Regions from separate parts of the Mus musculus genome. Here region 2 is linked to region 1. A link is a contact called in ENCODE Hi-C or POLR2A ChIA-PET data. All regions are on one chromosome and are shown on one strand. The core of a region is the stretch at or near the end of the contact, and the rest is flanking DNA. Distances in the headings are between cores, read along the strand shown.

Region 1 (3,922 bases), core at 1,019-3,518:
GAAGGGAGATGCTTTCAAAATACTGCTCAGAAAAGTAATTTCTTTTTTGTCACAGAACTGGTCCTTCACAAGATTAGAAGCACTTGGCTTTGTATGATTGCTGTGGGCCACTTGAGGGAGACAGGACAAGCTGGACAGTTTGAGTGAATGGTGTTGGCTTCCATGCAAAACAACAACAAAAAGGCCGGTAGCGCCACCTCTGGCATCTCCATGTTCTGTAGTATGTGTAGGTCAGGTGCAATAACACCCAAAGCAAGTAGACACCAGGATGGAAAGGCAGAGCCTGCACCCCTGTAGGCTTCTAAGAAAAGGCTGCTTAACCTGTAGACAACTGGGCTCTCAAGAGTCTACCTTCTCACTAAAGATCACCTGGTCTTACCTATAAACATACTTAGCCAGTTGTCTGGCATGTGCTTGTTAAATGAATGTTACCTAGTATATCCCTAGTATTTTCCTTTGCTTTAGCTTCTTAGTGACACTGGACATTTGCATAAGAGTTATTCATGCTCAGGTTCACACGCTACAGTTCAATACATCAAGATCAAAGACTCCATTCAGCTGTGCCGGGTGTCTTTCTCTAGGATAAACCTGAAGGGGAAGGGAGACCCGCCACCCTCTTTTGTTCTGTGTTCCTGGCAGCTCCTGAAGTAGGCAGGTAATGTTGGATAGGTTGGATTGTCACGGTGGCCCGCTCTACGATCTTATGGTTGGGTTTCCGGTGCTGTGCGATGGAGCCCAAGATCCTGAAAGCACCGACTGGCATGTCTCCATTTCCCTTGCATTGGCTACCATGGAGGTTGAAGCATTAACAGGTAACTGACTATCCCTAGCACTGAGAGTAATTGCATCGGCTTCGTTGTGCCCATAATATTCTAGTGCTTTTCAATGCTAACTGTACGAATGGAGATTGTATGGCTTTCCACCAAAGAGAGTTCCAGATGTAGGATATTTTTGTTGTCCTAATCAAGAAGATGTAAGTGCTCAGCCCCCTTCCTGAACTGCAGTTTGATAGTTCTTCACTTTTGCGAGGACCCGAGGTGGTAAGAGGCAGCTGGCGGTTGAGAGAGGTCTGACTAGACTACGAGTTGCTCAATGAACAAGGAGCAGTTGGAGTAGTCCCTTCACTTGGGCCTCAGTTTTCTTACCTGCAAAGTGCAATGATTTGGGCAAGCTGACTTCAAAGATCTTTCTGACTGTACCTAGGGACAGTCCTAAGCCCTGCAGCCAAGATAAAGACTGACTGGCGAGCTTAGGAGAGTGCGCGGTTCCAACCCAACACAGTGAGCGACCCCGCCCCGCGCCCAGCGGGCCGCTAGGGTAGCGCGCGGCTTCCGCCCTCCACGTTGTTGTTCCTGATTTAGGCCACGCCTCCTCGGCCTGGGCTTTGGACGCTTCTCCTTTTGATTACTGGTGCCGGGGCCCAACAACGAGGTGCCCTCTAGAGTGGCACACTTTTAGTCCCCACCCATATCAGAAACCGGTGGACAAAGAATTTAGGAGAAGGGAAGTAAGCCCTGGTTTTGAATGGGAGGGTAATGTAAAGCAGGGGATGGACTGCGGAATTCCCCTGTAGGTGTCTCACCCTTCCGTCACCCGGTGGCCCTATCCGCACCCGCTAATACGACCCTGTAGACACTGTCCCTTTAAACCGAAGGCTGGCGGCGCGGGGTGTCCATGTGGAGCTGCTCCATGCCGTGTTGTCCTGCCCGCCCATTGGCGGGCGGCCTGGTGATGTAGCCTAATAGGATGCGAACGCACTGCGGGGGGAGGAACAGAGACAAAATCCGGAACGGGATCAGCTCTCCCGTCCCTCTGTCAGGACTCTAGCAGCCTGCTGTCAGCTCCGCCCAGGGGCGGATCCCGGGGGGAATTGCGACAGACCGGACGGCTGCGGGATTTAGGTCGTGTCTACGTGGGGCGAAGAGACCTAGGGGTCAGACTATAGGTCTCCCTGACCTGTGTCACCGCTGTCTCAGCTAACCGAAGCCTTGGGCTTCCCATTCTCTCAGCAAGGCAGATCCCGCCGTGAATGCCCTAAGCACGCAAACCCCGTTTAACTTGTGGCTGGCCACGGAGAGGAGGGGCAAGTAGGGAAAGCGGAAACAGCGAGGAAGCCTGGTTCCATCTTCTCACCCCCACCCAAGCCACGTGTGCGCGCGCGGTGGGCGGGGCCATCCCTGGCGCGGCCCCGCCCTCAGTGAGACGCCGCGGCCCTGCGGGCGGGGGCTCCGGTCCGGGCTTTGGCTGCGGCCCCGGTGTAGTAGCGGGGGCGGCGGCCGGGGGCAGCGCGGCTCCTTCCCTTGTTGTGTGTGTCGGTGCCTCCTCGCCATCTTGTTGCAAAGCCCTTTCTTGTCGGCGGGACTCCGGGGGCCGCGGGGCGGGAGGCATCGGAAGGGAGGAAGAGGAAGAAGGAAGGAAGAAGGCAGTGCCGCCTTTTTTATTTTTTGCATCAAAATTTTTTTAATTTGCAAATTTTTATTTTGCAAATATTTTGGGAGACATTGATTTTTCTCCCCGTGCTCCCCCGTTCTTTTCTGAGGAGTGCGCTGCGCCGCCCAGCCCTGTCGCCCCCCGGAGGTGATCCCTCCCTCCTGCCGGCCCGCCAGCCTGACCTGTGCTTGGCTCGCGGGCCGCAGCCTCGGCCCCGGCGCGCCCCCGGCTGCTCTCGCCGCGATGAGCATAGAGACGCTACTGGAGGCGGCCCGCTTCCTGGAATGGCAAGCGCAGCAACAACAGAGAGCACGTGGTGAGCGGCCCGGCTGGGCCCCTGGGGCACTGGGCAGAAGGGGAGGCCAGTGACCCCGATCCCTGAACCCACTGGAAATCGCAGGGAGGCCCCTCTATGGCGCGACCTAAAAAGCCGGGCACAAACTCCCCGCAAGAGCTGCCGTCCGGGAGGAGTGATGCGAACGTTGAAAATAATTAATGAATTCATTAACATGCAAAGAAGGACCCAGTTTCTGCGGGTACCACCCTAGCTGACTGGCACCCCCGTACACCTTCAGTGGGGGGCCCCTTAGTTGTGGGCGGGCGGCGCCCTCGCTACCATTGAGGATGTGTGAACCGGGGGATGGGGAGAGGGATGTTGATGTGTGGGGGTGGCAGACCCGCGTGTGCTTGCGTGTGAGCACCAAGATGATGTGTGATGGGAACCGGGGAAGAGCGGATGAACGGACCTGTACACGGGTGTGTTTGTACAGCACACGAGTGGGCGTGTGCGTAACTGAGTGGGGGTGGGGAATACTCTACGCCGAGCTGCTCTTCGGATTCCCTGGCCTGGGCTGGAGGGTGCGGGGAGCGCTCCCGGCAGATCTACGCGCTGCTTGGGGCGGAGGCGGCCTTTGCAGAATGAAATGACATCGCGTGTCTTATGATCCTGGCCAGCCCCGCCTGACCCCGCCTCCCAGAGCTGGGCTGGGTCGCACGTCTAGCTTTGGCTGAGAGCTGCGCTGATTGGGTGCATGTGAGTGTCCCGCGGGTCGCTGGGGGCAGCCCTAGGCCCCCCTGCCTTGCCCTGCTTTAGCCGGTGTGGAATGTGGCGTGTCTGCGCGTTTCAAACCCGCTCTTGGCTGGAATGTTGCGTGTGCCTGCGTCCCAAGCCCGTTGGTTACCCGGACTGCTGACGTAGTCAGGCCCCGCCCCCGACCACGTGCACGGGGGACACTCCCGCTGGGGACTGTGCGGCCCGGCCCCTCCTCACCGCCTCGCGGTTGCCTAGGGGCGGGGTCTGGGCGGGGCTGGCGAGGGGCCTGGAGTCGGGTTGGCCTCCAGCTCTGGTTGCTGGCCATCTCCCAGGGAGAGCCTTTGCCCTGGGTAGGAGGAGCTATGTTCACCTAGGCTCTTGCTGGATCCTCCTGTTTTTGATCCTGTAGCGAGGGAATCCTCAGAATCTCAGGGTGACATCTATAAGTAACATCTCACT
Region 2 (3,922 bases), core at 1,036-3,535, 280 kb before region 1:
AGGGCACACTCAGAGCTATAATAGCATCAGCCACATACACATGTACACATCTGATGGACTCTATGCTCCTGCACTATTCTTAGCAATGGACATATGCAAACTTACTTCATGCCCTAAACAACACTTTTGTGCTTTACAAATAAGGAAGCTGAGGCATAGATAAATTAAATAACCTGTCCAAGGACTTACGACTGGTAAAAGGCAGGGCCTAGCTCCGAACCCAGACAACCTGGCCAATAGGGCACCATGGGAAAAAGTCAAAAGGATGTCACATGCATGACTTATTTTTTTGATACAGGGCATCTCTACTATGTAGCTCTGGCTGTCTCGGAACTCACTAGTAGAGCAGGCTGGCCTCGAACTCATGGAGATCCATCTGCCTCTGCCTACAGAGTACTGAGATTAAAGGTATGCATCTGTAAGGATGGCACATGTGTGAGTTTTTAATAGTAGTCTCAAAGGACAGGATCAACTCCAACAGATGTCAGGATCCAAAGATGCTGAAGTCTCTTATCCAGAATGGACTGGTACCCACATGGAGTCCACACATCCTCCTGTATGAAGCCCATCTTCTCTGGATTACTTATGATGTCTAACACTCTGCAACACTGTGTAAGCAAAAGTTACCCTGTGTCATCCCAGGAATAAGAGCAAGCAAAGGGGCCTGCACCTGTGCAATGCAGGTACGGTTTGAAACATATGTATTGCTGGGCATGATGGTGTATGTCTTTAAGCCCAGCACTCAAAAGACAGGAGCAGGTGGATCTCTATGAATCCTAGGCTAGCCGGATCTACAGAGCAAGACCCAGGCCAGCAAGGACTACATGGTGAGGCTCTGTCCAAAACTATGTGTATTTTCAATCCAAGGTAGGTTGAATCTGGATATGAAACCCAGAAAGGTCAATTACATACACAAAACCCACAGATTACTTCTAATCGTATGAAACTGAAGAGATGGCCCAGTCTATAAAGTGCTTGCCAAACAAGCATGAGGACTTGGGTTCAATCCCCATCCATGTGATATGTGTGTGTGTGTGTGTGTGTGTGTGACTGGAGTGCACACCTGTAATCCCAGTCCTGAGGAGCCACAGACAGAGGTCCCTGTGGTTCGCTGACTAAACAATCTAGCAGAAGTGGCAAGCCAATAAGAGAGTGTCTCAAAACTAAGGGGAACAAAAGGAATAAATGAGCTGGAGAGTAGTCGAGTGGAGAGCAGCTGAGAAAGACACCAAACATCAACCCCTGGTCTCCATACACATGGGAACATATACATTCTTACTACCCCTGGCCTCCACACACACAGGAACATATTCATCTATACTACCCTGGCCTCCATACACAGGGGAACACATACATCTATACCACCCTGGCCCCATACACACAGAGACACAGACGTCTATACTACCCTGGTCCCCATACACACAGGAACATACCATACATACACACACAAAATAAATTCTGACATATGCTGCAACACCAATGGATCTGGAAGCCTCTATAGTAAGTGGCCATGGGAAAGAAGATGATAGGGAATGAAGAGCTATTATGGAGTGGGTGCAGAGATCCATTTACGATAATAAAGTGCACACTGATGCACAGCAAGGCTCGAGCGCCTAATACCACTGAGCGATGCACCTAAGGGGCTAACAAGGTATGTTTTGGAAATGTAGCTCCTAGCATGGACACCCACTCTGCATAAACCATGCATGGTGGCGTAAGCCTGTAATCCCAGCATTTGGGACGTGGAGGCAAGAAGAGGGTTAGAAGTTCAAGGTTTTTCTTAGCTACATAATGAGTTTAAGGTCAGACTGGGCTAGGTGAGACTCTGTCAGAAGGGAGAAGAGAGAGAGGGAGTCAGAGAGGGAGGGAAGAAGGAAGGAAGGGAGGGAAGGAGAAAGGGAGGGAGGAAACTTTTTCTATTATATATATTATATTAAAATGAAAAGAGTTGGTGAATGTTAGATTAAAATGATAGCTGTCAGCTGAGGGTGTCGCTCAGCCCTGGAGCACCTGCCTGGCATGCACGAGGCCAGGTTTAAGTTCCAGATCCACATCAGAACTGTTAGCAATGGTCCATCCGTTTTGGGCCTCAAGTATCCAGATGCCTAGCACAGCACTACCTAAGGCAGGGAGGGAGGGAGGAGAGAAGGAAGGGGAAGTCCTGAGTTTAGAGGAGACAAGGAAGCCAGCTCAGAAGGCAGGAAGGCCCTGGAAGCCTGCAGCGCAGGCTTTCCATCTTCCCTCCCCCTCATTCTCCTGTTTGCCACACAGTGGTTGCTATGGAAACAAGGGGCACCTTGGGCTCCTAGAGCTCAGCCCAGGTGCTGCTACTCTGGGAATAATACCAGCATGTAAGAGAAAGGCCCAGTCCTCAGGGCTTTGTGTACACACACACACACACACACACACACACACACACACACAGACACACACACACTCGTCTACCCCCAGCGCCTCCTGTCTGTCTAGTGACCTCTGTCGTCATCGGGTAGACGTGAGTGGATGCGCACATCAATCCAGCTTGCTCTGGTGGGTCCGTGGGGGTGTTTACAGTCCTGTGGGCATGTCGTGCGGTTCTGTATGCGATCACACAGCCCAGGACTATTGTACACCACCAGAAGCACTATGATTAGACACCGTGCTCCACGCTTCTCCTGAGCTATCACGCTCAAAGCTCACAGCAGCACCGTGTGTAGCACTATTAATATTCACTGGTAAGGAAACTGGAGCACAGGAAGGTTGTGTGGTTTCCCTAAGTACACCCAGAGCATGTGAACCTGACCACTGGATCTGCACTGTGGGAACAGAGCTTAAAATATATATATGTATTTGCTTATTTTAGCCAAGGTGTACCCTTTAATCCCAGCACTTGGAAGGCAGAGGCATGCAGAGCACTATGAGTTCGAGGCCAGCCTGGTTTACAGGGTGAGTTCCAGGACAGCCAGGGCTACAGAGAGAAACCCTCAAAAGAGAAAAAAAAACAAACAAAAAAAATGTATTTTTACTTTATGTATATTAGTGTTTGCCTGCATGTATGTCTGTGTACCACATGCATACCTGAAACCTGGAGAGGCCAGGAAAGGACACTAGATCTCCTGGAACTGGAGTTACAGAGGGTTGTAAACTGCCATGTAGATGCTGGGAATTGAACCCTGGTCCTTTGCCAGAGTATCCGGTGCTCTTAACCCCTGAGTCATCTTCCCCAGACCCAAAGGTGAAAGCCCTTTAAACAAACTAGATCCCAAGCAGCTGTGGCCTACCTCACCTCAAGGACCACGTCCTGCCGTGGTAACAAACACCAAGGCTTCTTGAGCCCCACCCAAGGGTGATAAAGAGGAGTCCCTCAGATGGGGCCCAAGGAGCTGCCTTTTAACCCAGCCCCTGGACTGATCTGCCTGGCCAGCAGAGTAACCAGCCACTGATTCAACCTACACTGGTCATAGCAGAATGGAGGTGGGGCTGTACCTCCTGAATCCAGCTCCTGAGCTCAGTAACTAACAGGCCTGTGAAACTCCTCCTGCAGCCGCAGCTCCTGTCTACCACAGGCATCTAAAGGCAGCCAAGCACCCAGGCCAAGCCAGCTGCTGTCAGCATCCTCCTCCCCAAGGGCAGGGCCCCGCAAGTCAGTTATGTGGCTTTGTGGCCTGCCAGGCGCGGATTTCCGCCCACTCCACCCTCTCAGAATGAGTTGGGTGTGGGGCGGAGGCTCACACAGTGGGTAGCCTGCCTATTCACAGATCAGCCAGAGGCAGGGAGGCAAGCCACCTGGCCAGGGCAACAAACACTGCAGAAAGCTCCTGCTGGCTCTGACCTCGGGGAATAAGAGCAGACAGAAGCCATATAGAGACAGCATTCACTGTGCCCCTGACCAGAGAAACTCTCTCTGCTCCGGGAGGCTGAGGAAGCAGTGGCTGTGTACACC

What was found. Hi-C counts contacts between places; a loop is a spot of excess contacts on that map. ChIA-PET counts read pairs that join two places held with the same protein, here RNA polymerase II (POLR2A).
Region 2: POLR2A ChIA-PET joins it to region 1 with 12 read pairs in embryonic stem cell. The contact joins the enhancer-like site here to the promoter of Mnt in region 1. A Hi-C loop is called at or near these places in 1 of 37 maps with a recorded cell type or tissue (v-Abl transformed pro-B cells). POLR2A ChIA-PET finds 5 or more read pairs at or near these places in 2 of 5 experiments (both embryonic stem cell).

Annotation. Positions count from the first base shown.
Region 1 is chr11:74,828,656-74,832,577 of GRCm38, forward strand. Mnt (max binding protein) reads left to right here and starts at 2,269. Exons shown (of 6, transcript NM_010813.3): 1 at 2,269-2,746. The coding sequence starts at 2,674.
Region 2 is chr11:74,552,577-74,556,498 of GRCm38, forward strand. All of the region lies in intron 2 of Rap1gap2 (RAP1 GTPase activating protein 2), which reads right to left. Among named protein-coding and RNA genes, the nearest start is that of Rap1gap2, 36 kb to the right of the region's middle. Within about 2 kb of position 2,286, at least 1 of the 3 ENCODE cell types and tissues checked has a DNase peak (open chromatin) inside an H3K27ac peak, as active enhancers do.